Regions from separate parts of the Mus musculus genome. Here all the other regions are linked to region 3. Evidence: chromatin loops called from intact Hi-C (ENCODE). Cell type or tissue: left cerebral cortex. All regions are shown on one strand. Region 1 holds the start of LOC108168286 (a long non-coding RNA gene). Region 2 overlaps Vps8 (VPS8 CORVET complex subunit). Region 3 has its middle 34 kb from the start of 2510009E07Rik. Region 4 overlaps Vps8 (VPS8 CORVET complex subunit).

Evidence for each region. A loop is a pair of places that touch in the nucleus more often than their neighbours do. Peaks named below come from ENCODE experiments on the same cell type or tissue, not always from the same donor. Only the 100,000 strongest peaks of a DNase experiment are listed, where the experiment ranks them.
Region 1: it touches region 3 in a loop (2.1-fold over the local background); 12 of 42 quality-filtered maps call a loop at or near these places.
Region 2: a loop joins it to region 3, with 6 times the contacts of the local background. A loop is called at or near these places in 29 of 42 quality-filtered maps.
Region 4: a loop joins it to region 3, with 10 times the contacts of the local background. A loop is called at or near these places in 34 of 42 quality-filtered maps.

Annotation. Positions count from the first base shown.
Region 1 is chr16:21,535,452-21,543,451 of GRCm38, reverse strand. It overlaps Vps8 (VPS8 CORVET complex subunit), which reads right to left. Exons shown (of 47, transcript NM_001285893.1): 34 at 3,344-3,433; 35 at 138-184. LOC108168286 (a long non-coding RNA gene) reads right to left here and starts at 121. Exons shown (of 2, transcript XR_001781925.1): 1 at 1-121. In left cerebral cortex, CTCF peaks have their summits at 4,358 (motif pointing left) and 5,948; DNase peaks (open chromatin) are centred at 717, 4,350 and 6,677.
Region 2 is chr16:21,485,269-21,493,268 of GRCm38, reverse strand. The region is part of intron 20 of Vps8 (VPS8 CORVET complex subunit); the gene reads right to left. Among named protein-coding and RNA genes, the nearest start is that of Vps8, 66 kb to the right of the region's middle. In left cerebral cortex, a CTCF peak has its summit at 4,683 (motif pointing left); DNase peaks (open chromatin) are centred at 4,680 and 5,141.
Region 3 is chr16:21,724,520-21,732,519 of GRCm38, reverse strand. No RefSeq gene overlaps it. Among named protein-coding and RNA genes, the nearest start is that of 2510009E07Rik, 34 kb to the right of the region's middle. In left cerebral cortex, a CTCF peak has its summit at 4,473 (motif pointing right); a DNase peak (open chromatin) is centred at 4,455; H3K4me3 peaks cover 430 bases; H3K27ac peaks cover 243 bases.
Region 4 is chr16:21,612,676-21,620,675 of GRCm38, reverse strand. The region is part of intron 45 of Vps8 (VPS8 CORVET complex subunit); the gene reads right to left. Among named protein-coding and RNA genes, the nearest start is that of 2510009E07Rik, 78 kb to the left of the region's middle. In left cerebral cortex, a CTCF peak has its summit at 4,718 (motif pointing left); DNase peaks (open chromatin) are centred at 3,639, 4,440, 4,680 and 7,873.

The sequences.
Region 1 (8,000 bases), 190 kb after region 3:
TTTAATAATCACCCCTTTTTCCATTAAAAATAAAAAGAGCTAATCTACCATTTGGATACCAAAGGCCAGTATCTTAACTCTAGTTTCTTTCCATCCTTCCATGAGTGTATTATGAAAGCCAAAGTTTATTAACATACCTTGGATCAAGAAGACTCCTCAAAAATTTGAAAAGCAAAAGCTGGTTCTGAATAGAAAAATAAAAAGCACAATTACATATCAAATTTCCAAGATTGTGCAATGCTAAAGAACTAGTCTAGTCTGGCCCTTCAAAGCAGGTGCTTGTGTCTCCGTGGGGCCTCTGCACACCTCAGGGCTGCAAACTCTCAACAGCTCCAACACCCTTCACACACCCTGTGACTTCAGACCCTTCCCAAGAAAGTTGGCCCCAGCACAAGTGTTACTCAAATGGTCAGTGCTTAGATCCGTGTTGTTGACAAGGGACTTGGGCTGCAGAGGGAGTCTCAGACTGACTCAACTGTCCTCTGCCTCTCACAAGGGTCTGCTGTGAGACAGTTAATAGTGGGGAGAGTTGAGGTGTATTTAAGGTTCAAATTAACAACTACCTCCAAAACCTCAACTCTTTATCTCTGCAACAGCATCAACCACAACTGCAAAGGGTTAGCCGTCAGCACAAAGTCTGGATTCTATTCCCAGCATTCATTAGCAATATGACCATGTAATTCTTAGTGTTCAGTTGCCTTATGTGGAAACAAAACAACTCCACCCACTCCACTGAACCCCAGCTGTATCTTTTCTGCATTTGTCAAAAGTAGTGACAATTAAATGAGATAAAGCTTCTTATAGCTCATGAATTTAGTTGCTAGGTTCTTAAGAAGCCTAAGCAAAACTGAACATTTTTTTCTATGTATTCAAATTTCTTCTGTATCAAGCAGGGAACAGTCCAAATGAAAAGAATAGTATAGTTTTGAATATGATTTCTAAATCTATTTATGGCTAGGGATATAGCACAGAGATGGAATCCTTGTGTAGCATGCACAAGACCTAAGGCTTGATTGATCTCACACTCAAAAGGGACAGGAACACACACACACACACACACACACACACACACACACACACTTATTCATGTATATATATATATATACAAACACATATGAAAGTATAGAAATACATGCTAGTTTTTTTTTAAAGACTGGCCCATGTATAGTCATTAGTCACTATCAGCCTTCATATCCTGTCTTCTCTATGTTGCTTCCTTTTGTTTTACATGCCTTTCCTCCTGGTTATGACTTGAGTTTCCTTCCAAGAGCCCTGGGAACAAATTCAGGAGCAAATTGCATTAAAAGTGAAGGAAGTCCGTAAGATCAATGTGGGGTTTATACAACCACTGAAGCCTAGCAGACATATAATGTCTTCGAAAGAACTGTGAGGAACTCAAACAAACCAATCAATCAGTCACTTAAAAAGAAAAAAAAAAAAAACTCCATTGTGCCCAGATTTTATTTATTTGACCATTCAATGATACTCATTCAACAGGCTTCTCTGACTCTTACTACAGGAGGAGGTAGAAATAATTGTTAATTGTTAATCTTACACTTTTAAAGATAATCCCAGAAGCACCAGAACAAGTGAGGTTTAGCAGAAGCGATTTCTAAAGAGAAGAGGGGTCCTGGGTTTGAGGTGGTGTGAGCAGAAGCATTTTTTTGCCACCCCGACACCTCAGCCATGTGCCCTTCCCCAGGCCCCAGCATCATTCTGGCCCAGTTACTATTCCCAGAGCCTGGCCACAGATCTTCCATGGAATCCATCATCATTTTAACTCAATTCTTCTGAAACTGCCATTTGCCTGGTCTATCTTTGTCCTTCTGAGCAGAGATCACACACCCAAGTTTTCCTCGTTTCCATTTCTGTTTTTATATGTTATCCTCTGCATTTGATGTTTCTGGTCCCACGGCATAAACACTGAATGAATTAATGGATGGCCATAAATTTAATTCATCTATTAATTCTCTGAGCTAGTTAGTAGATCTACTATTGGATAACCTAGGAACCACTTAAAATTTTCCTGCCTTACTGAGCTTCTCTCTAAGTACGCAGACTCATTTGGAGCCCATATCGGCCACTGCTGCTGGCTTTGTCCTGGTTACCACTTTTTTTGCCCTTTTGCCTTTCAAGTGGTTATGGCTCCATTTGTGTTCTTTGCCAAAGTTTTCCATAAAAGAGATCTAGCGTTAACATCCTTTGCTTAAAACACTGGTAATTCTCAAGCACAGAGAAATGTAGATGTAATAAAATCAGCTCAAGCCCCATGTATATTTTCTGGGCTCTATATCTTAATGCACCCCTTTTAAAACTGCTTCTCACTGCACCAGTGCTGCCTCCTTCCTCCACCGCATCCACTATCTCTTGTTTCCCACAGACCTGCCCACACTCTGAACCCAGAGTCTCTACGTCTTTCCATACCAGTGCCTTTCCTTCTGGAAAGCCTTTCCCAGATCTGCCTGCAAATATGACACCGTCGTGGCTCTGGCAGCTCTGGGAGCTGTTCTCTCACCATCACTCTTCTCTCGTCCCCATGGTCCCTTTTACTAAGGGTAGTCCAGCTCGGTAGCATTATACTGCAGTGCCCTAAGTGTGCTCCTTGGAGCCTAACCCTAAGTGCTCTGGTACAGAGCGGGGCCACGTGGGTCCTAATGAGTGAATCCTCATCCCTACCACTGCTGCTAGACTTGAGGGCTGTGGGTTGTACTTCACACCCCTCATGTTGTCCAACTGCCGAGCTCTCTCCTCTGGCCACTGGTACTGTGGTGATAAACTATGAGGAACAGTCGGCCCTCACACCACACTTCTCCCAGAGCTTCTCAGCGTTCACCATGCACAGCCACAGCTAGAGAAGCTGTTCCTTGGAAAAATCTAAAACATGACCATGGACTCAATTTGAAGGGGACAAAGATCTGTTTAAGTAAGATGAGCTGTCAGCAGAATAGGGTTGTGGATCTTATAGCTAAAGAAAACAGGAGGCTCTTCTATGGCTTATGGTTTCTAAAGCAGTGTAGGTTAGAGTCTCAGAGCCATTCCCTTAATATCAGGATTTGTTATCCAACAATCCACTCCCACATCTCAGTACTCAGAGATTAATGCACAGCTCCTCCCATCCACATCCCCTCACAACACAGGCACAGAATGCACACAACATACCACACAAACAGAACATAAACCACATAGGCAGTGTGCACACACATCTAACATACACACACCCACACATACTCACCACCACCACCACCACCAAACTACATTTAATTGGAACTCTGAATTTAGCAATACATGTAACCAGAAGTCCTCAGATCCAGGTGCCCTCCCATTACGTGTTCACAGCCCTTACCTGAAGCTGTCCAATGACCACTTCGATCTGCTCAGAAAAGTGAGTAGCCACCAGCTCTGCGGCTTTGCAGGGCTTCAGGGACACAAGTTCCTGTAGTCAGCAGAAAAGACAGCCGTTTCACGTGCTGCACTTAATGGGCTATCCATAGACATGAGGCTTGGTACTGTCATGAGCCTCCACAGTGTACTTCAAGAGTCCCTGCTTTAAGGCTTTAATTTAAGGCTCACATTAACAATTAGCAAAGTTAGAATGGTCCCATACTACAAATCAGAATTGAGGGTGTTTTTTAACCTCTCTAGAATTTCTAGACAGAGTAAACTTTATGGAATTCTGAATTCTGGACATGAGAGCTATGGATGAACAAGGGAGTAAATGCCCCCCAAGTTCCCTGTCAAAGAGTTTCATGCTTGAGCTTCAAGAAATGAGAGAGTCCTGTTTTGATTTCTTTAGCTAAAATCCTAGCTTCACCTCTGTTGCAGGGTGAATTTATAAACCAGAAATATTTGTGGAAATCAAGCTAAGTCTTGACGACACTATCGTCTTACCCACTGATAATTGCCCATTTTTAATAGGATCCACGTCGGTCAAAGCTAAGATTCCCACATGAGTCTCCTTGAGCTTCCTGCTCCTGGCTACTCTTCTTATTGAAGCTCTCCTTTTTGGGATCACTCAACACTTCTGCCTGCACTGCTTGGTTTTTATTATCAGTTTGACCAAAACTGGAGACACCAGGAAAGAGGGACACTCAACTGAGGAACTACCTAGATCACACTAATAATCTGCAGGCCTGACGGTGGGGCATTTTTTAAATCGATGCCTGATGTGAGAGACTCCAGTCCATCGTGGGTGGCATGGTACCTAGACTGGAGAGCCTGGGCTGTATAAGAAAGCTAGCTAAGGGGCTAAAGAGATGGCTCAGCAGTTAAAAGCACCGGCTGCTCTTCCAGGAGACTTGCTTTTAATTCCAAGCACCCACATGACAGCTCCCAGCCATCTATAAATCCAGTCCTAAAGGACCTGATGCCCTCTTCTGGCCTCCTCAGACACTGCACATACACAAAAAATAGGTACAAATAAAATCTCAGAAAAAGGAAGGAAGGAAGGAAGGAAGGAAGGAAGGAAGGAAGGAAGGAAGGAAGGAAGGAAGGAAGGAAGGAAGGAAACAAGTAAGCTGAGCATAAACCAAAGCCCAGCAGCCACTAGCCAGCATTCCTCCATGGTTTCTGTTCACTTCCTATTTCCACATTCCTGCCTTCAACTCCTGCCCTGCATTCCCTTAGTGGTGAATTATGTGCGAGAGTAAATAAGCCCTTTCCTCTCCAGCTGCTTTGGTTGTGTTGTTTACTACAGAAGTAGGAAGCAACTAGAACTGAGCCTTTCAGTTTCTGCCTTTCTCTGTGGGAACACCCTGCCCAAACATAGCTAAAACATAGATAAAAGCAAAGACGAAGTCTGGAGCAGAAAGCACAGTATACCAACCCCGCAGCAATGCATTCCAGTGAGACTGCGTGACATACAATAACAAAGACTCCAAAAGAGTGACCGTAAGAACAGTCAATGAAATCCAACAACACAAATTCTTGAGTGAATTAAAAAAAAAAAGCAATACAAATAAAGAGGGGAATGAAACAGAGAAGATGATACAAGATATGAATGAGGAATCCAATGGTAATGAATACTGAAATCAAATAAAAACTTTACAAACAAAAAGCTCAACAAACCAAATTAAAAACTGAGTAGAAAGCCTCACAAAAGGATCAAGTAAGAAGACCATCGCAGGCCCTGAAGATGGGGATGATTTAAAACATTCAGACAGCAACACAAATAAAGTAACAAAGTGGGAATAGAGCATGATAGAGCTACAGGACACCATTAAAAACCTGCAGACCATAGCATAAATGTAAAGACAAAGACAAAGACAAAGGAAGCAAGCAGTTGGTATCCACTGAAGCGTGAGAACCTGATCATGGGTGCCTAGCACACACATAAAAGCCAGGCACAGCAGCTTCTCCAACCCCAGAGCATGGGTTGACACAAATACAGACAGATCCTGGGAGTCTCTTATATTACAGTCTAGCCAACTGGCAAGCTTTAGGTTTGTGGTGGTTTGAATAGGCTTGGTCCAGGGAGTGGCACTATTTAGAGGAGTGGCCTTGTTGGAGGAAGTCATTGTGTCATTGTGGGAGTAACCTTGTGGGAGCCAGTCTTCTCCTAGTGACTCAGATGACAATGTAGAACTCTCAGCTCCTCCTGCACCATAACCACCTTGATGATAATGGACTGAATCGCTGAAGCTGCAAGCCAGCCCCAATTAAATGTTGTCCTTATAAGAGTTACCTTGGTTGTGGTGTCTGTTCACAGCAGTAACTAAGACAAGGTACAATGAGAAATTCTGTCTCAAAAAAGCAAGGTGGAGGGAGACTGAGAAAAACACACCCAGATGGACCTCTGGACTACATAACTGTGAGTGCACGGCACACACACACACACACACACACAGAGAGAGAGAGAGAGAGAGAGAGAGAGAGAGAGAGAGAGAGAGAGAGAGAGAGATTGAGATTCAATAGTTATAGCAGGGGGCGCTAGAGAGATGCTCTTGAAGAAAACTGCACTGAGCTCCCAGGAACCACATGTAACTCCAGTTCCAGGGTACCTAATGCCTTCTTCTGACCTCTGTGAAAACTAGGCATGCATGCGGAACACTATATGCATGCAAGCAAAATGTTCATATACATAAAATAAATCTTTAAGAAATATATTTAATCATAGTAGAATTTTCTGAAATCCAGGGACAAAGATAGCCATCCACATACAGAAAACATTCAGAATGCTAAACAGGTAAAACCAGAGGACTTCACCAAATTATACTGTAATGTTCTGTACAAAAAAAATACTGGAAAATCAGGAGGTGAGTACAAAGTCATACATAAAGGCAAAGCCATCCCAATGCTGCAGAAACACTAAAATCCAAGAGGACAGTGAATGATGTGTTCCATGTTCTGAAGCAATAACTGCCAGCCTACATTACTATTTCCAGAACAGCTCTCCCTTAAAACTGAACGCTGATCTTAATTGTCAACCTGACGTGCCTGGGAAGAAGAGGAAACCGCAGTTGAAGAACTGTCTTCATCAGCTTGTCCCAAGGACATGTTTAAGGGGCCATTTTCTTAATTGCTGATTGATATAGGAGGGTCCAGCCCACTGTGGAAGGTGCCACCCATTGGAGGTGTGCCTGGGCTGCAGGCCAGTGGAAGCAAGCTGGTAAGCCTGTTGCTATGCAGTATCTGGTTCCATTCCTGCCTTACCCCTTTAATGGTGTAAGTCCGGTAAGTCTCTCCTTCTCCTAAGCAGCTTCTAAGCAGCGCCTTCCTCAGCTCAGTGTCAGCAGTAACTAGAGCAGAAGAGGGTGCTAGAGTGTGGATTGCTGCATCGACAAACCTCATGCTTTGTGAGAGGAAGGCAAATGATTTTGGAACTCTGGGCTGGAAAAGCCATTAAGGGCTCAGCTGCACGGGCTGCTCTGAGGGAGCTGGGAGACAAGGATGCTGAAAGCAGTGTGGGTGATGAAGGCCTGGATGGTGAGGCTGCAGAGGGACTGGGTTCTTTCAGTGACACTTTGGACTTTCACACTGCTGGGATTGTGTTTTATCCTGTGGTGTTAATATTAACATGAGATCTTGAGTATAAGCCAAAAAAGGAAAGTTGCTTAACCATGATGCGTTTGTATCCCCCACTGACAAGGCTTGAGGGAGCTCATGACAGCTCATCTTGGCTGTCAACTTGAGATGCCTAGGAAGCGGGGAACTCAACCAAAAACTACCTGTCAGATTACTCCTTGAGTATGTCTATGAGGCAATTTCTTAATTGCTAATTGATACAGGACGGCCCAGTACACCGTGACCGGTGTCACCCCTGGGGAGGACGGTCAGTAAGCGGTGCTTCCCCCGGGCTCTGTCTTGGTTCCTGCTTCAAGCTTCTGCCTCAGCTTCCCAGTGAGGTATTACAGCCTACAAATCAGATGAACCCTTTCTTCCCCAAGTTGTCTTCAGTGTTCTATCACAGCAACAGAGCCCTCACTAGAGCAAAGGACACAGAAATAGTTCCCATGACAGACATAAACCAAACTCATGAGCACCAGGGTCACTCTACGGGAGATACTTGAAGGCACCCTTTACACTGAAGAGAAAAAGAAACAGCACCGAAGCCATTGGAAGGATCAGCCGCACTGGAACCACAGGCAAGTGAAGCAAGAAGAGACCCAAGCATTACAAAAACGGCAAAAGGAAAAGAATTAATGCATACCTTTCAATAATTACTAAGCGTTAATGGCCCCAATTCTTCAAGGAAAAGACCCAGCCTCGCATAGTAGATTAAAAAACAGGATCCATCAATTTCTATTTCTTGTATTCTGTCTGATCGATCACAAGGGACTAAGACAAGAACTCAATACCACAGTGAACTATAGGAAAATCAAAAACGAACCAAAGCCCCAGAGAGACCAAACGGCACAGCGGTGACTGCTGCGTGGTTGGCGAGGTCAGGAGCAGGGTCCGGCTACCTGGGCTTCCTCGGCCCTCCAAGTACTGCAGGTGCATGACCCCTGACAGTCTCTTCTCTAGGATACACAGGTCTCCATGAATTCAACAGAGATCCACTC
Region 2 (8,000 bases), 240 kb after region 3:
CCACTGGTATGTCTACTTAGGAGTCTGTCTTCCAGTGACAGTGAGAGCCAGCTGCAGAGGCTGGAGTGGTGAGTAAAGAGTCTGGGACAGAGGACAGAAGAGGCAGGAAGAGCACACAGGGAAGCAGAAAGCTGAGAGAAGAAGGGAGAGTATCAATGCATGCATGACTGGAATCCCAAATAAGAAGGAAGGCGCTGGAGCATAGCAAGTAGCCCACCAGGGAATTCAATAATGTTTCCTGAAATAAAAACACCTGCATCTCTAGCCTGAAAGAGCACCAGGGGGAAATGGTCTGAACTGACACATGGAGATGCAGAGGATTCTAAAAATAAAGAAAAGGCCAGGGAAATAAACCCATCATTCGGGAAAGCAAAAGCCTCTAGGCTAGTCCCGGACTTAGCCACAGTGCCAGAGGTAACAACAATACTTCCTAGATCTTTAATTAAATGGCCTCCAATATAAAGACTGGAGACGAGCAATTTGAACGCGGCTCGAAGAACATTGTTCTCACAAACCTTGAAAATGCTTAAGTTGGTACAGAGTTCTGAAAGATGAGATGCCTGAAAAACAAATTTTAAAAACCCAGAAACACCAGGCACTAAGCAGACGAATAAGACAGATCAATTCAGACTAAGAGAGAAAGCTGTAAAATCAATTCAGCACCTAGGCAAGAAAGACGCCAAAGCAGATGAAAGAGGAAGTAACTAGACTGGGGAGGTGACTCAGGAGGTAAGACCACTGGCTGCCCTCACAGAGGACCTGGGTCCCAATCCTAACACCTATGCGGTGGCCCACGACTGTCTGTATCTCCAGCTCTAAGGGGTCTGACCCCTCCTCTGGCCTCTGCGGGCATTTCATGCATGTGGTGCACAGATATACATGCAGGCAAAAACAAATGCCTATGCACATAAAATAAATATGTAAAAAAGAGGACAACTCATTAGTTTGGAGATAAAAATTAAGACCATGAAGAAAAATTTATCATGGAAATTGAGATGCTAAAAAAGAACCAAACAGAAATTTGTGTAATCAAAGAATGAAATACACAGCAGAACCTGCACAAAACCTTTCAAAGATCCAACTGTGAACGTTTCAGCGTGGACTGGACAGGGGAGAATTATGAGGCCCCGCCCTTATCTTAGGCCCTATGGCAGTTAATGGCTGTAGGAGGGGACAGTCATAGGCATAACCACTACTAAATTCTCCACAATCCAGTAAACACTGCATCCAAGCATGTGCAACCAATCCTGACTAAGCTCTTGGATTATTTATAAACAAACAGGCAAACAAGAGGCATGTGAGAAAGAAAGGGGATTGTAGAAGGAGACAACAGAGGGGAAGGGGCAATGTATCATCAATATTAATTATATGTATTTATATGAAAGAGTAAAAAAATTAAAAGCTATTGTAAAAAAAAAAAAAAAACAACCAAACAAAAACAATATATCAAGTATATTAACCATGGCACCAAGGAGTAAGGGACGGAAGGGACTCTATGAATTCAAACCATCCTAGGTTATATAGCAAGTTCCAGGCCATCCAGAGCTAGTGAGATCATATCTCAACAACAACAAAACCAAACTATACTAAACGGCAGAAAACATCACCAGAGACGTGATCGGGCCCAAGAATGGATTCCAGGCACAGGGGACACCGTCAAGACAGCAGCACATAGAGATGTATAAAAGGAAAGGCAATTAATAACCACAACCCAAACAAGAGACACAACCTAAGAAGTCATGGGGTAGAAGGAGATGAGATAAAGTCTAAAGGCGTACACAATTTATTCAATCAAAGTATAGTGAAGATTTTCCAGAGCTAGAAAAAGACATCCAAACCCAAAGACCTGATCACCGAAGAACCTAGCCATGGCAAAATGTTACAAATACATTGCCTAGCATTGTAAGGAACAACTCCACATCACAGAGAAGACACCAGCATAACATCGGATCTGTCACCAGCACTGAGAGCCAGGAAAACAGGTCTACATATTTCAAGCTCTGAAAAGAAACTGCCAACCATGACTGCTACATGCAGCCAAGTTCTCTCTTAAAACTGACGGAGAAATGACTGCTTCCAGAACAAATTAAGGCAATTCATGACAACTGAGCCCGCACTGTCTTAAGGGACACTACACAGAAGGAGAAGAAAATTGTCTCACCCACAAGGACACAGGAGAGAATGCATTTCACAAGAGAAACAGCTAATGGAGCATAGTGAAGATGGCCCCAACCAGTAAACAAATGAGGAAAAAAAAAAACAAAAACCTACCAATAATTCACCCAGACACAACCTCCAACAAAACTATAGCAAATAGCAAAACCCACCAGAACAACCATCTTTTTTTGTTTGTTTATTTTGTTTTGTTTTGTTTTTTGAGACAGGGTTTTTCTGTATAGCCCTGGCTGTCCTGGAACTCACTCTGTAGACCAGGCTGGCCTCGAACTCAGAGATCCACCTGCCTCTGCCTCCCAAGTGCTGGGATTAAATGTGCCACCACCGCACGGCTCAGGACAACCATCTTATACACAAAATGCCTTAACTAACCAATCAAGACCCAGAGAAAGGCTGGATGTGGGGGTTGGGAGGACAGACAAGATCCAGAGCTGGGGAGATGGTGCTTAAAACACAGACTAAGTGTGAGGCCTGGAGTTCATATCCTTATATGTATATATATATATATAACCTATATGGCTATATGGCTGTCGTGGCCCAATTTTAATTTCAGTACATTAGACATTAGAAGTCAAGCTAGCCCTATCAGTGAACTTCAGGTTTAACTGAGAGATCCTGCTAAATGAGTAAGATAGGACAGTAGGAGGACTGCCCACATCAACCATGGGCCTTTACACAGACATGCACATGACCACACATGCACAAGACATATGTGCCACACATATATGCACAAGAAAGAAAACCAGTACATGCTGCCTCCAATAAACCAGTGTAACTAGCAAAAACAGCCAAAACCGGGGAGTCAACGGTCAGGAAGCAACATACCAAGTAAAAGTACGCTGGAAACAAGCTGGCTCAGGAATTTCTATATCTGATATGGTAGATAGCAAATCAAAACCAGTCAGAAGAGGTAAGAAGAGAAAAATGGCATGCATGAAACGAGTGTAAATACTTATGGAAACAATGTAAATAGATCACAGTCCTGGGGACCCACTATGTGGTCTTCTGACATTCACTGTGGCATACATATACATGCAGACCCCCTCTGACTCACTCCCCTACACATAAATAAATAAGAAAATGTTATTAAACATATATTTTTTAATTGAAATAATTCCTTGTTTCTTATCAGACCACAATGGAACCTAGAAATCAACAGCAAACCTCAAACACTACACAAACATGTAAAGACCAAACAAAACCCTGGTAAAAAAACAGTAGTCCACAGAACCCAAGAGGAAACTTAAAAATTACCAGAACCAGATGAAACTGGTGGCACGCCCTAGTGGCGCAAGAACCAAAGGGAAAGGCTTACCATTCTAATCACTCATATTAAAAAATCAGAGAGATTTCAAAATAGGTAACCAAATGATTTGCCTCAGGGTTCTCGAGAAATAAGAAGCCACTAAAACCAAATACACAGACAGCAAAAAATAATAAAGATGGGGACAGAAATGGATGAAACAGTAAAGAGTAATTATATAAAATCAACCAGTGCCTCTTTGAAAAACATTAACAAGATTCACAATTCCCAAGCCAAACCAAGCAAAAACAAGTCAAACAAGGCCAAACGTATAAAGTTACAGATGGAAGAGACCTATCACCAACGAAATACACAAGGTTACTAGGAAATGCTTTTAAAATGTATATTCTCAAATGTGGAAACACCTAGAAGAAGCATGTTAACTTCTGAATGTGTACAACCTGCCCAAACTAAAGCCAGATGAAACCAACAATGCGCACAGACCCAAGAAGCTGTGGGACAGAAGCAAAGTGAAAAGTTTCCCACAGGCTCCAGCCAGAGCCGGGTTCTGGCCCAGGACTGGGCGGCATCAGTCTGAACTGAGCAGGAAAAATCTACCAACGCCTCTGAAACTGTCCCACAAATGGGAAGGAAAGGAACACTACAAAAGCCATTCTAAGAAGCTGGTATTTCCAGCAGCAAAACAAGGACACACGTACAAATCACACACACAAGCAAAATACAAACCACAACACACAATTTCCCTGATGAACACGGGTGCAAAAGGGAAGATGCCAAGACTATCCCTACTTGGAAGATGATGTCCTTAAAGGACCCCGTGGACTCTAGCAGAGAACTGCTCCATCTGTCAACACGGTCAGTACAGTGGCAGGAGACAAGGTCAGCTTTCTTATGCAGTAATACTGAATCTGCTAAGAAAGAAATTAGGAAGATTACCCCGTCCACAATTGACGAAGAAAAGGGATAAAACCATAACCAAGGAGGTAAAGGCCTGCACAATGAGAATGTTCCGACTTGAGGAAGGAGATGAACAAAACACCAGGTAATGGGGACGTCCGCTATGTTCCTGAGTTGGCAGAATTCATTGTATGGAAATGACTACATTACCAGAAGTATTCCACAGATTCACTGTAATACCTTCAAAATTCCAATGGCTGCCCTGAGAGGACATCATAACTGTTAAATAGCATTACCTATTGACTCCACGAGGAAAGTGTGGCTGCTGGCAGTAGGTACGAGGTGCCACCTGCTGGCAGGACACAAATTAGCACTACTGACATTTTAACCAGTAAAGCTCATTCTTCTGCCTCCAATAATAGCTTCTTTAATTTGTTTTTATTTTTTACATTTGTTTGTCTTAAGGCAAGGTCTCAGAGATCCAAGCTAGCCTTGTACTTCTAACTTTTCTGTTTCAGATTCCTACGTAATAGTATTAAAGATTAAAGTACAACAAACCTCCCAGATACTACAAACCCAAACTATGCCACCCAGCAAAGGAAGTCTTTTTATACAGTTCTTAGCACTGTGTGTGGATGGAGAAAGCCACTCCCAGGACATAAAGATATCAGAGGGAAGTCTCACGGATTTGGGAGATGGCTAAACTGGTAAAGTGCTTGTATGTATGCAGCATGAGAACTGGGTACAGTGCCCAGCACCCATGTAAAAGCTGGGTGTGGCAGCACATATGCAACCCCAGCACTGGAGAGGCACAGGCAGGAGAAGCCCAAGGGATTGCTACCCAACTATTCTACTCAAATCAGTGAGCTCCAGACTGAGTGAGAGAACAAGGTGAAGAGCCATAGAGGAAGACCCAGTATCAATCGCCAGCTTCCACATACACACAGCCACACATGTGCACACACAGACAGAGACAAATACATAGACACTGACAGACACAGTCAGTCATAGACAGAGAGACACGGAGACAGAAACAGATAGACACAAACAGATAAATATAGACATTGACAGACATAAGCAGAGACAGAGTCACAGACAGTCGCAGATGAGAGACACAGACAGACACAGAGACACACACAGACAGATACAGATACAGATAGACACAGAGACATAGAAAAACAGACTAGATACAGTCACAGACAGACAGAGACACTGTCACAATCACAGACAGACACAGACAGGAAGAGACAGACACACAGAACTAAGACAAACACAGACACAGAAACAGTCACAGACAGAAACAGACTCAGTTACAGACACAGACACAGGCAGGAAGCAAGAAAGGAAGGGCAGAATCTCAATGCTAGGAGTGGACTACCTCCTTATGAGTTGTTGGTCAGAAAGGCTCCACTGGTTCCCAAAACAATAAATACTATGACCATTGCTGTTGACTGCCCATGGCAACTCAATGGTAAGACCCAACTGTGCAAGGCACCAGGTGCTTTGGCTTCAGGCCATAAAGAAACAAAGCTGAACTTATTGACATTTCACAGTGCTAGAAGGTGCTATGTAGGCTGCTGGGGGAGAACTATCACTAATGTGAGGCTTTCAAGTTACAGCAGGTGCAAGCCAGTCAAGGTGTGCCCACTTAAGGGGATAGCCAGCGTTTTTCTGATTGGAGTTGAAGCCTGCTCTACAGGAGGGAACTCACTCTGGTAGCCTGATCAAAAGTCCAGTCCTAGTGAGGAAGCTACAACTGTTTTGCCAACTGGGCATGATGTGCCTCTCAACTTGCCTTCTACATATCCATGCTGATGCCAAAGCACTGCTGCTCTTAGGCCTGGTGAGAGAAGCTTTGACACTAGGCGGTGGTTAACGAGACAGGTGACCCTTAGTACTCAGATACCAGCTAAGAGGGTATCTACACCACCTGCCCCAAGGTACATCGCAAAAAAGAAACATACGAATGTGAGGGCCAGAGGAAGAGTCAGAGTGTCATGGAGCCTTCATAGGACCTACGCTGGATTTGGTCCATCGAGAGGCATAGAGAGGGTCCCACCACTTCTTGCAGGTGCACAGGCAGTTTACTCACTGCTGAGGGAAAGGATTTGCAAGAAAGAAAAGACAGGAGACTAGACACACACGTAGAAGTGGATGGGGTGGGAAGAAGAAAGGAAAGGGAGAGAAGAGAGGGCAACAGGGGTATAATCAAAACATTACATACACATGCATGTATGGAAATAGCAGAATAAAATTAACATATAATAATAAAAACTTACGAAATGCCCCTCCTGTTCAGAAGCCATCCTCCCTTCATTTGAGTAGGACAAACAAAAGAAAGGCATAAATCCAAGAGCTATCTCCTCAACAGCACTTCACTTCAAACTGAAATGCACCATCTTGCTCCCTCTTCTCCTTCCCTCTCTTCCCTTTCTCCCTGCTAGGAAGCCAGACTGGACTCAAAATCACTGTGCAGCAAGAGATAGTCTTGAACTGAATATCCTTGGGTCTCAGTCACCTGCAAGTTGGAGTTATATAAAGTGTCTCATCACAATCCAACATCTTCTCCTGCCGGTCCACCTCACGTGCCGCTTGCATCTCAGCCTTGGTCAGACAGGCTTCTCTTTGCAGTGGGTGGGAGTTAATGCAGACTCACAGCTGGTCCAAGTGCTGAGAGCGAGTGATGCTGAGTGCCCAGCTCTAAATGGACCTGCCATCAGCTCCAAGGAGAGCCAGCGGGGACTTTAGCCTTATTCAGGATGTGCCCTTGGTACAACAGTGTGGGACTGGTAAGGGGTTAACCAATCACTTCCTGGTCGTATTTCAGGCCTGCTCCAGAGGAGGAAATTCATTTCTCGTACTGTGATCCTGGTCAAGAGCCCATGCCTCAAGAGGTCATGGGCCCTACCAGGGCCTCTGCTCGTGGGCCTGAACAGACTGAGCCCTTGGGGATGAGGGCTGACACCCTGCTGTTACTGTTGCAGGGGAGGGGCATTCCTTCCAGTAAACAGCCCCAACCTATGCACACAGGCGCAGCCCCACTTAAAGCTGGCAAGTCACATGACAGTGGGAGGAGAGCTGCTCACAAGACAGGCGCAGGAGGGTGTTAGGAGAGTACTGGGGGTCAGTACACTAGGACTAAAGATATTTCTAACTCCTACCTAGCTACACCTTTCAAATCTAGTAAACAAATTTGAATCTAATGTTTAATCTTGTCAGGTTTATACACAATTAAATGGGATTTTCTTATCAAGATCATTTTCAATTTTGACTCTTGCTGCTACCTAGCCCTGACAGGCTTGTCAATAAACTAACTTTACTTATGTCACTGATAAAAACTTGGGTATGAGCCGGCGGTGGTGGCACATGCCTTTAAACGCAGCAGAGGCAGAGGCAGGCAGATTTCTGAGTTCGAGGCCAGCCTGGTCTACAAAGTGAGTTCCAGGACAGCCAGAACTACACAGAGAAACCCTGTTTTGAAAAAAAAAAAAAAAAAAAAAAAAAAAAGACAAAAAACAAAACTTGGGTATGAAGGTATGCATGCGCGCACACACACACACACACACACACACACACACACACACAGACACACACATACACACACACTATATGCACATATACATATATGCAAAGATTAATCACAGGAGCCTGACATTACAGACTG
Region 3 (8,000 bases):
AAGATCCAAAGACCATTAACAACAACAACAATGAACACCAAGCACAACAACAACAATGAACACCAAGTCCTTTTTTGAGTTGGCCATGGTTGGGCAAGAGAATCTACAAGCATTATAAGCTACTGTTAATGCCTTTGTTTGATCCCCCGATGTAGAAGGTAAATCACAGGACCCAGAGGCTCCTGAGCTCTAACTGACCTGTAAGCGTCCTCCCTGAGAACTTGCTTTCACAGCACCAGAAAGCACTATGCAAGCTTCCAAAAGAGGGAGGCAATCAACAACCAACCCATATATACATACAGCAATCATCATATGCAAATAGTAGCACCCATACCTTAACACTAACCAACAGCTTTCTAACTAGATTCAACAAAAGAGTAAACGTGCTTGGTACTAGAAACCTAGTCAACTAGCTACTAGGACTAGTACAGTCATGGATATTCAAGGGAAAACCTAGAACCACCACCTTACTAAACAGCGCAATTTCCAACTACATTCTATGTAATTGTCTTTATAACCACAGATAAGTGTAGGTTTCATCCCTCGTTACAGAAACTTCTCTTTACATCATACCGAGACCATGACAGAAAACCACAACCAATCCAATGCAGAGTTCTGAAGCCCAGTTCCAACTGATACATCTATAACCCAACTCGGGTGCCTACGGTTCAGTGGGGGTGGAAGGGTTGTGAGAGACATGATCAGGAAGTTTATGTGAGATTATGTTTCCTAAGATTGTCAGAAGCTACACCCATAAAGTCTCACCGGCATGGCTGTCTAAACCCGACCTGGACAAGGACAACAGCAACAGACACAAAGCCTCAACCTTCGACAAAGTACTGTGAGGTAAGCCACCAGAGACCACCACATGGGGACTCTTAAAGCTGACAAGTAAGTCTTTATTGCCAGCCAGTGGCTGCACAGGGAACTTGCCCAAATCACGCATCCCTGAGCTTCGCAGCCCTTTCTTTGTCTTTTATGCACAAACCCCCACATCCTGGTTGGTTCTTCAGTAAGCAAGATGTGGAACTACAGATGCCAAAAAGGAAGGGTGGTACATTTGGGGACTTTCCTGGGCCGATGGCCAGGTCTTTGATGGATTAGGTTTTTGCTCCCATTTTTGGCAGGTGTTGGGACCTACTTTCTGGGTTTTAAGGTCAGAATGATGCTCCTGACATGGCATCAGATATGCTAAGGTCTAGGGACCAACTCCAAAAGAACTGAGGCAAATCAGGAAAGCTGAGAGCAGGAGAAATAGTCTTCACCGGGAACAGCACATCAATTAGTTATCAATACGAATGGGTTAATCCTGAAAACACACACATACAGTGACAGTATACAAATTGAGCAGGGCTTTTTTATGTGTGTAAGAAAATAGATGTAGCCGGGCGTGGGTGGTGGCGCATGCCTTTGATCCCAGTGCTCGGGAGGCAGGGGCAGGCGAATTTCTGAGTTCGAGGTCAGCCTGGTCTACAAAGTGAGTTCCAGGACAGCCAGGACTATACAGAGAAACCCTGTCTCAAAAAACCAAAACCAAACCAAACCAAACAAACAAAAAGATAAACCAAAATAATAATAATAAAGGAAAGAAAATAGATGTAATAACAAGAAAAGAAAGAAGAGGACATAATTTGAAAGAGAGCAAGATTTGTGAGGGTTTACAGGGAGAAAGGGAAGGAGGAACTGATACAACAATATTATAATCTCAAAAATTAAGTGTTTTTAAGATCCCATCTTACCCACCTCCCCCTCTTACCCGTCCTGCTCCTGTCCCCTAGGGGGTGGTCCCAAGGGTGTGAGAGCAGGATTGCTGCCCTGCCTCTTGCTGGCTGCAGCACACAGGACAGCATCCCACCCACCCTGACTGAGCAGCACAGTGGAGGTAGCCCTGTTGGCAGGGGCACAGGTGAACCGGTCCTACCCATTGTTTGCCAAGCAGTGGTGTGGGCACCAGAAAGATGCACTCCACCACCACCAGTAGGAGATCTGGCCCTGTTCCTCGCTGGCTGCAGCATTTGGGAGAGCAGCCCTGCACCTTGCCTGGACAAAGCAGGATAGCTAGCCCTGGTGGTGTGGGTGCAGGGGTACTGGAGGACTGACCAACTTAGATTCCACCCAGGCGCAGATCCAGGGCTCTGAGTTGCCTCACTTTAACATCTACCCCATCTGTGAACTGCTGGAGCACGTGAAAGGGCCGATCCTGCAAACCCAAAGCTGTAAGGTCTTTATGATACGGGGCAACAACAGGATGTCTGAGAGGAACCCCTGTATGGACCCAGTATTGATGGTGTGGCAGAAGCCAGAGGCCTAAAACCACACTAGTGACTCATGGCAATGGACATTTATAGGTAAAGATGTGTGGACAAAAGGGCACACCATGTAACACACCATGACACACCACAGCTTCCACCGTGAGCTGGTTTTATTTTAACTTTATTTATTTATTTATGTTGTTTTTATTTTTTGTTTTATTTTGTGAGGAAGGTTGCAAGGGCAGAGGACAGATATGAGGGACGGGGAGATGAGTGGGATTGGGGCTCATGATGTGAAGCTCACAAAGAATCAATAAAAATCTTTTTAAATCCTACCTTAAAGTTTGTTTCCTAGACTAGCTTGTCATCTCCTCCTGTGGACCAGGATCCCTTGGGAAAGCCTCTGAGATCTGGTTGGCCATGTAGAATCTTCTGGCGTCTGTCTTGCTGGTGGATGCTCTTGAGACTATACCTGTGGGGAAGCAGGCAAAGTGAGGTAAACAGAAGATGTTGGGCTGTGATGCGAATGCAAGGGAAGCAGCCGTGGTCCCCTTGGGGAGCTGCGAGGCTCAGGATGCTCTGCAGAGGTGTCCTGAATGGATCAAGGGAGATGAATGTTTGCACCTCACTTTGGGCTTTTATGTACGTTGTCCCTAAGAAAGAAAGATAGCATTGGACGGGCTTCCAGTCAAAGCGATATCCTCTTCCCAAGCCCTCTCAGCATCAGGGATATTGAAGATGGAACCCAGTTAGTTCTGCCTTGGAGACCAGCATTGCTTTAATCAGTTTTATCTCCAGTTTCACTGTTCACAAGAAACTCAAGCTCCCTGGTGTTTCTCACCTGGACTCTCATCTATGTGTGTATCCAGTGCCTCTCAACCCCCCACATCCTCCTTATTGGCTTCCTAGAATCTGCAATGTATAGCCACAACACCCAGACTCTCAAAATGTTCCCTGAACATTCATTCACCTTGGAAAAAATCCTTAGAGCATTTGGTCAGGGCTCCAAAGAATAGCTTGTCTTGCCAGCTTCTGAACAATGGAGAAGCAAGAGAACTGTCGACTGTGGAAATGAATATATCACCATGGGTTTGAAGGGTAGTAACCCTGTCAACCTAGGACTGCTGCACTGGCTAACGCAGCCCCCACATGGCACAGTGCCACTGGACCACATTTACAATGTCACCTTTTCTAAAGGCCTCAGGTGCATGTTTCTATAATTTAGATCTGGTCCCCTGAAGACCCCTGTGCTAAAGGTGTGGTACCTGCTGTGGCCCTTTGGGAAGGTCTAGACTCAAAGGCAAGACACTGTAGGATATCTTAAGTCACTGAGCCTGTGTCAACATTCACAGGAATGTTGGGAGCTCTGTACCCTCTCAATCCCCTCCATGCTGCCCATAAATTGAAGATCTTTGTTTCATCGGGCATCATGGTGTGCTACCTTCTCATGGACCCAAAGCAGCAGAGCTACCTGGTTATAGACTGGATACCACCCCCCCAAAGTGAGACAAAGTAAACATTTTCTCTTATTAAGTTGGTAATCTCTGGGCTGGAGAAATGGCTCAGTGGTTAAAAGCACTGACTGCTCTTCCAGAGGTCCTGAGTTCAATTCCCAGCAACCACATGGTGGCTCACAACCATCTATAATGAGATCTGACTCCCTCTTCTGGTGCATCTGAAGACAGCTACAGTGTACTTAGATATAATAATAAATAAATCTTTAAATAAAAATAAAGTCATAAACCAAGGTAACTTTAGACCACATTGCTATTGGGGGTGCAGAGGGGTTTGGACGCTATTCCATAGGCCCAAGAAGCTCTCTTAGCTCTTGGATTGGCATAAGTGTTCTGCTCAGTTGAAAGCTTCGAATCAATGGGGTTTTTATTTATTATCACAAGGCGTTGCTTCAGATTTAGAATGGGGCAAGAAATGGCTGCTCCAGAATGCTAAAGGTAGCCCTGGATAAAGTAAAGCCTTGGACCTTTATGTGTCCAATCTCTCCACGGTACTGAGATTCCAAGCCGTCCGTCAGTCTCCGCAGACACGAACGCTCCTCCCAGGAGCTCACTGGTCACAGCCAGACTCAGCTTCTTTTCAGGTTTTTGATCACTTAGCTGCCCAAGCATCTATAGCGCCACATGATGAATAGCTGGAAAACGAAACAAAAAGTGTAATAGAAAGAAGCTGCTTTTTACAAGAGCAGGAGGTTTTCTCTTCTCCACCAGATGGCGCTGTTGAGTAGTTTCTGTAAAAGTTCCAAGTTGGCCATTCAGTTTTAATATCTAGAGGATAAGCCACATGTTCCGCAGTGTTTTTCTAAACTAACATGTTTTATAAACTTAGATAGACTTTTATGGGACTCTTGAGACTTGTGGGTGGGCAAAATTTGGGTCACTCTCTTAACCAATAGGCAGGATGACTGGGTGAATATTAGTAATAGAATTTCAACAACCATCATGTATTTGGCACCTAATAATAGTGTGTGTGTGTGCATATGCGCACACACACACAGGCCAAAGGTTAACATCACATATCTGCTTTCATGACTCTCCATCTTATTTTCTTTATTTTGAGGCATGCTTCTCACTGAAACTGGAGCTTACCACTTCAGCAAGGCTAAGTGGCCAGCAAGCCCTGAAGAGTCCTAGCCTCTGGCTCCCAGCCATACAGGTAGGTGCCACAATGCCCAGCTTTATGTGGGTCCTGGGGATGAAGCCCAAGCCCTCTTACTTGCCCAGCAACATTTTACTGACTGAGTCACTGCCCAGTCCCGCGTCCCCCATAAGGATTTTTAAAAATGAGATGTGGTCTTATATGTACCACAGTCTAGATTCAAATTCATGATTTCCCCTGCCTCAGCCTCCCAAATGCTGAGATTATAGTGCAGTGCACCCTGCCTAGTTTCTGATAACCTTTCTCAGACTTAAAAAAAAAAATCTGTATGGCAGATAAGTGTAGCTGTCAGCCTTCATCAAAGAAGATTCTTTTTGTAGTGGACAGAAACCATTACAGAATGCCCCCAACTTGTCAAAATGCAGAGAAAAATGGACTGTGAGGTGCAAAGCCACACCTGATGCATTCACAACACAATCCTTACGCCTAAGACTTGGGTTTGGAAAGGCTGTAGGAGCCAGAGGACCAAGAAGCCTGCTGCAAGACTGGGTCTTCTAATCTATGGCCATGAGATCTAAACAACACGGCTGTTTAAACAAGAGCTCAACAGTGGCAATCCTGGCTGACGAGTCGTCGTGGGGATGGGGAAGTCACATGTCACAAGGGGCTCCACCCCTAGATGAAGAGTTACAGACAATTAAAGACTGTCTAGGGTGGCAGTAGACTTCCCCAGGCATGAGCACCCTAAGTTGTTAGTCAACCCAAAGTGTGTGTGTGTGTGTGGCTGTGTGTGTATCTATATCTATATATCTATATATCTATATATCTATATATCTATATATCTATATATCTATATATCTATATATCTATATATCTATATATCTATATATCTATATATCTATATATCTATATATCTATATATCTATATATCTATATATCTATATATCTATATATCTATATATCTATATATCTATATATCTATATATCTATATATCTATATATCTATATATCTATATATCTATATATCTATATATCTATATATCTATATATCTATATATCTATATATCTATATATCTATATATCTATATATCTATATATCTATATATCTATATATCTATATATCTATATATCTATATATCTATATATCTATATATCTATATATCTATATATCTATACATCTATACATCTATACATCTATACATCTATACATCTATACATCTATACATCTATACATCTATACACCTATACACCTATATACCTATATACCTATATACCTATATACCTATATACCTATATAGCTATATATCTATATCTATATATCTATATCTATACAAGCAACAGTAACTGGGCTCAGCAGGTTTGGTTATAAATCTATTCACACATATACTTGTAAGAATAATAAAATGAGGCCATGAATTTGAGAGGGAGAGGAGGAAGTAGAAGGGTCGGAGAGAGGATATGGAAGGGGGAATAATGCAATTATATTTTAAAATGTTGAGAATCTAACATAAAACATACAAGAGGGTAGGGGTAGGGTAGACATGATGTAAATAGTACTGAGTTGTCTTAGTCAGGGTTTCTATTCCTGCACAAACACCATGATCAAGTTGGGGAGGAAAGGGTTTATTCAGCTTACACTTCCATACTGCTGTTCATCACCAAAGGAAGCCAGGACTGGAACTCAAGCAGGTCAGGAAGCAGGAGCTGATGCAGAGGCCATGGAGGGATGTTCTTTACTGGCTTGCTTCTCCTGGCTTGCTCAGCCTGCTTTCTTATCGAACCAAGACTACCAGCCCAGAGATGGTCCCACCCACAAAGGGCCTTTCCCCCTTGATCACTAATTGAGAAAATGCCTTACAGTTGGATCTCATGGAGGCATTTCCTCAACTGAAGCTCCTTTCTCTGTGGTAACTCCAGCTGTGTCAAGTTGACACAAAACTAGCCAGTACATGAGTATATAGTTATTTAGCACTTATGACTTTATGTAGTAAATAGTATATAGTTATGCAGTACTTGTGTAATAAATATAGTCCTGGACACTCTCAGCAAAACCAATAAAATAAATGTGAAAAAAAACAAAGAATATTCAAGTACAGGGGAAAATGTATGAGATCTCTGTAGTTTTCTCGCAGTTCTTGTTTAGTCGTAAGAGTGAGCATAATAGGGCGAGGACTGCAGCCCAAGTACAGGCTTAGCATCTGCCAGGCCCTTGGTTTGATTCCAGCGAGCACACAGATGTGCACATGCATGCACACACACACTGGAGTGAAAGAGAGAGTATAATAATGTTATTTCAACTGTAAAATTTGATTAATTACTCTTATATGAGCTATGAAAAGATGGCTTTAAAATCTGGTCAAGGACTTACAAATAATTAACACTGGAATCTCTGCTTCTTTCTATAGAGATGATTTTTCTACTAACCAATCTACTCAGCATTACTTTCAGCGTATAATGCCCATGTTAGTGCAAAGTAGCAATTTCAGCCTTCATAAAATTTGGCAATTAGTTCGCTTGCTCTTGTCTTAAGGGCCACTAATTTGGAAGGTGATTGGGTTTTGTAACTTGCTACACAATTGAGACTTTCAAGGGTTCAATGAATTCTTGCGTTATTGAGGGATTAGTGGGATCCCTCTGAGAAATGGCCATTGTGTTTTATTTTCTAGATTAATCTCCAGTTGCCTTGCCTTCTCCATGCTGATTATTCATTCTACCTTTTAATTATTATTGTTAATTACTCTCAGAGTTGGGATGAGAAAAATCAGGGAGGCATCATTTATACAGTCATCTGCTTAACTACCTACCTACATCTATTTGTATATGTTATAAAGCATCTGAGAGAATGAGGAAGTGGCCCAAAGAGATGAGAGAGCAGAGCTGGAGTGGTGATTGGACCTTCTCAAGGTCCATGATGGAGAAAGATGGTGAGCAGATACAGAAGCAGAGGTGCCAACATTTAAACTTGGCTGCACTGGGCTGCTGGAGGTGAAACTGTGAGGCTCACTCTCAAACAGCATCAGGGGAAGGAAAAGTGTGCAGTATGGGAAGCCCAACTCACCCCTTCTCCCTTCCTCTGCAGTTATCCCCACTACTCTGTGCCTTGCCTGGACCTGGGGTAGCCAGAACTCTGAGCAG
Region 4 (8,000 bases), 110 kb after region 3:
AATTGTGGGAGCACATGGGCATATTAAAATTTTCTTGGGAAGACCAGGCCCAAGAATTTATTGGAGTCACCAGATTGAGGAAAAAGTCTAATTCCCTCACCTGTACCCCATAAATTGATGGATGCCTAAAAGTATAAAAGCATGACCCCAATACCAATGGATGGTCTGATCCCAGGTGTCTGCATCAAGGATGGAGGGTTCCCAGATCCGACTGGTCCCCATTGTTAATGTAGCCTACTCCCCAGCGCCGGCTCACCTATGTGCCCATCTGGACCCCCACCTGGTGTGGCTTGTCCCTTTGCAGTCACACTCACAGCTCTGCTCTCAAATCTGACTCCAACAGCTCTGGCTCAGCACTGGGCTACTTTGTATCTATCCAGACTTCCTCAGTACACTGCCACAGCCTCCTCACTCTGCGGAATTCTCTTTAATTTATATTCATTCTGTAACACATGCACACATCTACATGTACATACATACATGTACATACATATACCTTTACAGACTCTGTGTGCTGTGTGATTTGAGAGTTAATAATTAACAATTAAATTGTAAAGATGGGCCAGGCTACCAAGGTAGATGGATTTAATAATAAAGCCATCATTGAACAATTAAACCTTGCATTCAGTATTCCGTAAACGCTGACACCATGTAAAGACACAACGTCTGCATGTTTGTATGTTCAGGACATGCCCACTATCAGGAAGATAGCTCTTAGGGCTTCCCAAGGGGGAGCAAGAGAGGTGGGAGGCTTATTCCATCCCAAAGAACTCCACACATTCTGTTCCCAATTGCAACTGGGAAAGGCATTAAAACCAAACCTAACCCAACCAAGAAATCATGTAAAGGTTCGAGAAATAGACCTAGTGAAGAATGGCAAATGAAAAACAATTATCTGGAGAAAAAGGAAATCTATGAATTCATGCCGACAGCAAGTGTCTGGTGTCTGAACCAAGACTCCTCCTCCCAACCCCAGCCCAGCAGAGGGGACTCCAGTGCAGACTCTGCACCCAAGAGTGGCAATGCCTGCCTCTTGGAGCTCCCAGAATGCTCTGGATGAGGCAGAGCCCAGTACCCTCAGCCTGCCTCCCATTATGCATGTCTAGCCCCAGAGAGATGAACCTGAGTGGTGGGCGTTGCCTGAACTTAGAGGATGGCAGTAGTTCTATCTGTGAGGCTGTATGCTGCCCTCCCACCCTTCCCTGGCATGTGAGGCAAGCCATAAGCAGAAGAAATACCAAGTATTATTATCTTTTTAATTTGTTTTTTTTTTTTTCAAGACAGGGTTTCTCTGTGTAGCCCTGGCTGTCCTGGAACTCACTCTGTAGACAAGGCAGGCCTCGAACTCAGAGATCCACCTGCCTCTGCCTCCCGAGTGCTGGGATTAAAGGCGTGGGCCACCACTGCCCTGCGAAACACAGAGTATCAATCTTTTCTGTCAAACACTCTAAAACTTTCATTTATGACAAGGAATACAAATCTTTTTATTCCCCCCCCCCAAGTTGTAAAATATGCAAATGTTTTAATCTCCCTTATTTGTACCCTTTCTTTCCATAAAGGCCCTGCAACAACCTTGGAACTTAATCGACTTAACTGACCACCCCTTTTCCCAGTTTCTTTTCTTTTGGGTCATTCCCCCCACCTTCCAATTCTTTTAAAACTAGCCAATTGCAGGGGTGGATCAATGATTCTGCAGCTAGGAACATGGCAGTTCTTGCCGGGGACCTGGGACCAGTCCCCAGCACCCACATGGTAGTTCACAATCGTTCAACTCCACTTCCAGAGGATCTGATGCCCTCTTTTAGCCTCTGAGGACACAAAGTATGCATGTGGTACATAGCATACATGCAGAGAAAACATCTGTACACATTAAATAAATGTCCTCTACCTGCTGTGCCCCACCCCCTTGTCTTTTCCTTGGTCTGTCTGTCTGTCTGTCTATCAAACTAGCCAATTGTGAAAGAATGTGAGGTTGGACCCCAGCCAATGGGGAAAGGGTACAGTCACCACCTCTCTTAGAACAAAACAGTGACTTCTGTCTGGTTGAATATGCTCTTCTGCTTGAGTGAATACAGCACCCTTCTGCTTAGAAGGAAAGTTCTGCCTTATAGGGACACTGTAATTGGGGTGGTCTCTTCTCTGGGGCCCTGAGATTATTTCTAACAGTTGGACCAGAGGCCGCAGCCTCCTCATCCTGGCACAGAAACTTTCCACTGTCCCTGTCCGAAGCTCCAGAGATTTGGGATGATAAGATTTCCCCAGGGATAAAAGCAGGTTCATACACCTATAGTTTCTCCCTTCTTCTAAAGAGAGCCTGCTTCAGTGCAGTGCAGCTGAGAGGCGTTGGAACTCAAGTTCTAAGGACCACAGGAGTTGTGAAAGGTAAAGGAGAGGAGTTTCTGCTGTGATGCGCCACAGATGAGGGAAAGATGACTGGGAGGAGCCTTAGTGGCAGGCAGAATGATAAATATAGACTTCAGGAACAATGACATACAAAGAATCAGAGTTGACACTTGGGTTTGAAGAACAATTGATATCCTGGGTTATTGTTGAAAACAAAAATGGCTGGGTGTGGTCAGAGATTAAACGGAGAGGCAGGCAACACCACAGCCCCATGGTTACCCCAGGGTGAGTGTATCTGCACTGTATTTCCTTAGAGAAAAGTATGAGATCCCATGGTTACCCCAGGGTGAGTGTATCTGCACTGTATTTCCTTAGAGAAAAGTATGAGATCCCATGGTTACCCCAGGGTGAGTGTATCTGCACTGTACTTCCTTAGAGAAAAGAATGGGAAGCTTAATGTGGAGACCAAGCTGCACTTGCTCTGTTGCTCCGGTGTGTAGGGCCGCGTGTGTGAACCACAGTGTTCAGCTGTGCCTGGCTTCCTGGGGCCTCAACTTTACAAAGCAGCATTTGGCTCCATTCTGAGCACAGGCAGAGGCATGTGACTTACCTCGTCCTTACACATGTACAGAACCACCTCTCCAAGCCCACCCAGGAGGCCCAGCCTGCTCAGAGTTCATCCCCAAAAGTAAAAACCCACCAGCTATAAACTCACCTACATCTGGGCACGTGGATGTATAGTGCAGGGACATCTGGGCACACAGATGCGTAATGCAGAAAGTTGACCCAATAACGCATCAAGCACACCAGGCTAACACAGGGTATAACATCCTCACCCGGACTACGAGGTCCCTAGATGGCAGTGCCCTAGCAATGCCTTAAAGGCTAGCCTGGGCTCAGCTCGGTCTGGACCCTGATCAGGTAAACAGGACTGCTATGGATAAACTAAAGCGTGCATGCAGCATTCCTCTGAAACCTTTGCCTGGAGGATCCTTTTCTTCCCTCATCCACCCCTACAGGCGTGGGGCATCTACTTCCCCACTACCTAAAACAAACCTATAACAGACCCAAGTCCCCAGGCTAGTGCCCTGGCTCTTCTGGCCAGCAACCCTTCCACCCCTACTCTAACTTACAACCGTTCCAGCTCACAGGCTCCCGCCCCCATCACCTTTTTCTTTAAAACTGGCAAAGCTCTCCCTGCCTTTAGATATTTTCTCTGCCTGCTCCTCTTTGCTCAAGATAGCCACAGCAGTTTGATTTTCCTCAAATAAACATTCCTTTCTATCCACAGAGCAGCCTAGTTTACAGACTAACGCTTACATTTAACACTACAATAGTGGCGTACCCCCTCACTGGGCATCTGACCATCCAGTGTGTAAGGTAAGGAATTAGACCAACAAGGCAGAGAACTCCCAACTACCCCAGGGGCCTCAGCTTTGCTCTTTTCCCACTGCCTGCTCTGCAATCCTGCAGCTGCAACTCTTCAGATGAGTTAACACAGAACCCCAAAGGGACTCTTTGCATCTGCATTATCTCTCTGCCTCTATTTCCATTAAAGCCTCTTGGTTTCTTTAACTCTTTTGTAGCCATTCCTTAAGGTAAACATATGCATGGTTATGTGATGTCGAATATATGACCTGACAGTTAATAATAAAGATGGAAATGTAAAAATCTGGGTTTACCAACAGCTAGCTAAAAAGAGAAATCAAAACTACTTAGCAAATGAAATAAATGTAGCTTGTGAACTTAATGCTATTTGATATATTCTGACACCGTGGAAAGACACAAATGTGTCTGACTATGTTTATGGGATAGTACGTCACACCATTAACAGTGGAGGAAAATAAGCTTTACTAAATTATTTCAACCCATCACCAAAACATTATAAAATAATAATGAGCCCTGGGGGCAGATGGGTAAGTACATTGTTCTCAAATGTTCAGATCCCATTAAAAACCACAAGGTGTGCACACATAGGAAAGCATTAACCAAAGAAATGGCTGGAAACCACACACAATGGAGCCAGACCCCAGATTTCACATGGGCTTCAAAGCAGTCTTGATGCATGTGTTCACAAAGTGAGGGGAGCAGGAGACAAGGAAACACAGGAGGGTGTGATGCCTGCCACCACCAACGGAGAACACCAACAAGGAAACAAATACATGGAAGCTAGATGAAAACTTGGGAGTTAACACTGGAACAGAAATAGAGAACTCATTAGAATGTGTCAGAAGAAAACCTGAACAGGCAAAAGAACTGGTGAACACACATGAGCAGAAAACTGAGTTTACGAAAGCTGGGGCTGGGCAGATGCTCCCTCCGTGTAGTTAAAGCACCCGCTGCTCTTCCAGAAAACCCACACTAGGATCAGACGCCCTCTTCTGGTCTCTATTGGATACTACATGCACATGCACATATCCACCTTCTGCTCCCCATATTCATAAAAATAAAATAAATCTTATTTTAATAGACTACACAAGATGAAAACCACAGAAAGAAGACTAGGAAGAGCTTTGGAGAGACGTACGGTCCCAGCAGCATAGCACAGCTAATGAGACCCTACAGCAGAAGAAAAACATTTCAACACTTATGCCTCAGAATTTCCAAGTTCACTGAAAAGTAGTAACGTTCACATTCAGCCAGCTCAACGGACTCTGAGTATGATATGGATGGATGATAAGACAAACTCGCAAATGGGAAAAGTAAAAGACAAGGTGGAAACCACGAGTCACATCGAGGGGTAGATGGGAAAAGCCCTAAGATTAACAGCAGCAACAATGGCAGCCAGGAGTCACCGAGGCAACATTCAAAACCTTCAAGAAAAACCGGGCAGCCGAAAATCCTACATCCAGCAAAGCTGTCTTCTAAAAGTGCATGCAAAACAGGACTTTCCTAGATAAATGAAAACCTCGGAGTACTTCAGAGATGTCTTGCAGGTCTGACCACTTGAGTCAATCCTAGAACCCATGATGGAAGTCGAGAACCAACTCCTGGAGGTTAGTTGTTCTCTGATCTCTATACGGTACTGAGGCACTAATGCCCACCCCTACCTACCTCTCTGACAAGAGTGACTAAGATAATGAAAACGATTTTCACAATTTCAAATGCACACAGATAAGCAAGGAGAACAAAAGATAACTGTATAATCGTAAAATGCTATACAAATGCCTGTTTTCACATTCTCTCACAACCAATTCTAAAGAGTAGTTGTATGACATGAACGCAATGCAAATAGTACTTAAACAAATCAGGCCTACACAACTGGCATTATCTGGTTCAAATCAGAAACTGAACCAGAAAAGCAAAGATACACACAGTGAACCCAAGAGCACCACAAAGCATGCTCCCTGAAAAAACTTTAAAACTAAGACAAAACAAAAAGCCCTGAACACACTGAGAAATCAATGAAGGTGTAATGAAAGGGTCTATACAGGAAACAGCTGAGCTGGCAGCCGGTAAGCAGTGTCTGGATAGCAGGAGTTCTGATGGAAGGGAAGCAGGATAAAAAGCCATCTACAGAAAGCATATAGAGAGATAGGCATCATTATCTCTATAAAAAGCCATCTGGTTGTCTGCTCCCTTCCCCAACCCCCTCACCCTGCTTCCACTGAGTTGGGTCCATTGGGGAAGAGGCACCAAGAACTTTTAAGCACAGGAGCAAGAGAGCCAGGCTGGAGGGTGAACTGGGTAAGCCACAGAGTGAGACAGCAGGTTGTATCAGCAGACAAAGGGCACAGGAGTCAGAAAAGCCCAGATGCCAGCACCCTGGCCATGGCCTGGACAAGCAGGACTGGAAGAAGAGCCTGGCAGATGCTGGACTCAGTGTGCAGGAAGGAGAGGAGAGGCCAGCAGCTGTGCTTCACCTAGCAAGAACAAAGTACACTTCTCTCAGTGGCACACGGGACAGTTTCTAAAACTGACCACCAGTTACAATGGCCAGGAGTTAGGAAAGAGGATAGAAAGCTAACTGCTCTCCTAGTTTTAATTCTGTTGTGGACTTTTGATTTTTATGATGGATAAGCACATAAAATATACTTGATGCTGAAAGTATAAATGTAACATAGATCTGCACAGATGCCGCTAAGAATGGCCATGCCAACGATGCAGAATTTCACCGAGTTGTATAGACTTTGTGTCTGCTTTGGGGTGATGCTTTTATTTGCATGTTTTAAATAATAAATTCTATAAAAATAAAGAACAGTCACATTAATGGCTGCATTAATAATGCTGCAGCCAGGCACAACAGGCAAAGGTGCTATAGGGTCTCAAGTCAGAGATGGCAGAACTAGGAGCCAAACAACTGTTCTCTAGCCATTTGCAGTCAATGGTCAATTATCCTGTAGAAAACAGAGTGTTAACATATAACTCAGTAGTTCACCATGGCCTGAGAACCACGTCGACAGAGGAAGCTGCAGAGACATCTACTGTGACTTTCTGTATGACTGCAAATACCTATAAGCAGCTAAGATGTCATTTGAAGGTGAGTGGATAAAGCAACCACAGTACCTACAAAAGTGTTCTATAATGATGAAAGATTAACTAAGTCGTGAAATGACACCGAGACGTCTTCAATGCTGACCACTGGGTGGGAGATGCAACTTACTAACTATCCCAGAAAAGGCAAATCACAGAGGCAGCAGAGAGGTCAGTAGTTGCCAAGTGTTTGGGGAGGAAGGATTTGAGGCTCGATGGAACTACAACGTATGACCTTCAGTAGACACAGCTCATCACACACAGAACTCATAACACAAAGCATCGAGCCTAAAGTGAACCACAAACCTTAGTTAATTAATGTACCATCAACTGTAGTAACTACTGTAAGATATTCCTTCCAAGCTGATCCAACCACTATACTGGTACCAGCTCCATCTTTGGAACTACTGAGAATGCTTGTCCTTCCATGTAACTCAGTGTCCTCCAGATGTCTGACACCAGCTCGACACTAGTCTTCTCACGTCAGCATACCAACACTGGTTGCAGTCTTCTCCTGAGCCTGTCAGAGACCACATCTTGCTCTTTGCTCCTAACTGCTATGAATCCACCAACCAGCGGTTACTGGGGCTGGCCGCGGTTACTGGGGTTGGCCGCGGTTACTGGGGCTGGCCGCGGTTACTGGGGCTGGCCGCGGTTACTGGGGCTGGCCGCGGTTACTGGGGCTGGCCGCGGTTACTGGGGCTGGCCGCGGTTACTGGGGCTGGCCGCGGTTACTGGGGCTGGCCGCGGTTACTGGGGTTGGCCGCGGTTACTGGGGCTGGCCGCGGTTACTGGGGTTGGCCGCGGTTACTGGGGCTGGCCGCGGTTACTGGGGCTGGCCGCGATTACTGGGGTTGGCCGGTTCTCCTGATGCCACAGAAATGCTAGCTTGTTCTGGATTCTTTTTTCCTTAAAAAAATTAAAAAAAATGAAATCCTAAAAAAATCATGAACAGATTTCCTCCTCATCTCCATTCCTGACATGAGTGGGAAGACAAACTGAGTTAACACTTCTTACCACCAGAACAGCCGGGAAAGGAAAATGAGCCACAAATTCTAATACCCTCCGCTATTTGAGAAACTGGGAAGCAAGGTCTTAGAGGTCTGGTTCTGAGCTGAGAAGAATCCACCGAGAGCAAGAACTACCCAGAGGTTATTCTGAGAAAAACGTCAGCTGGCATCAGC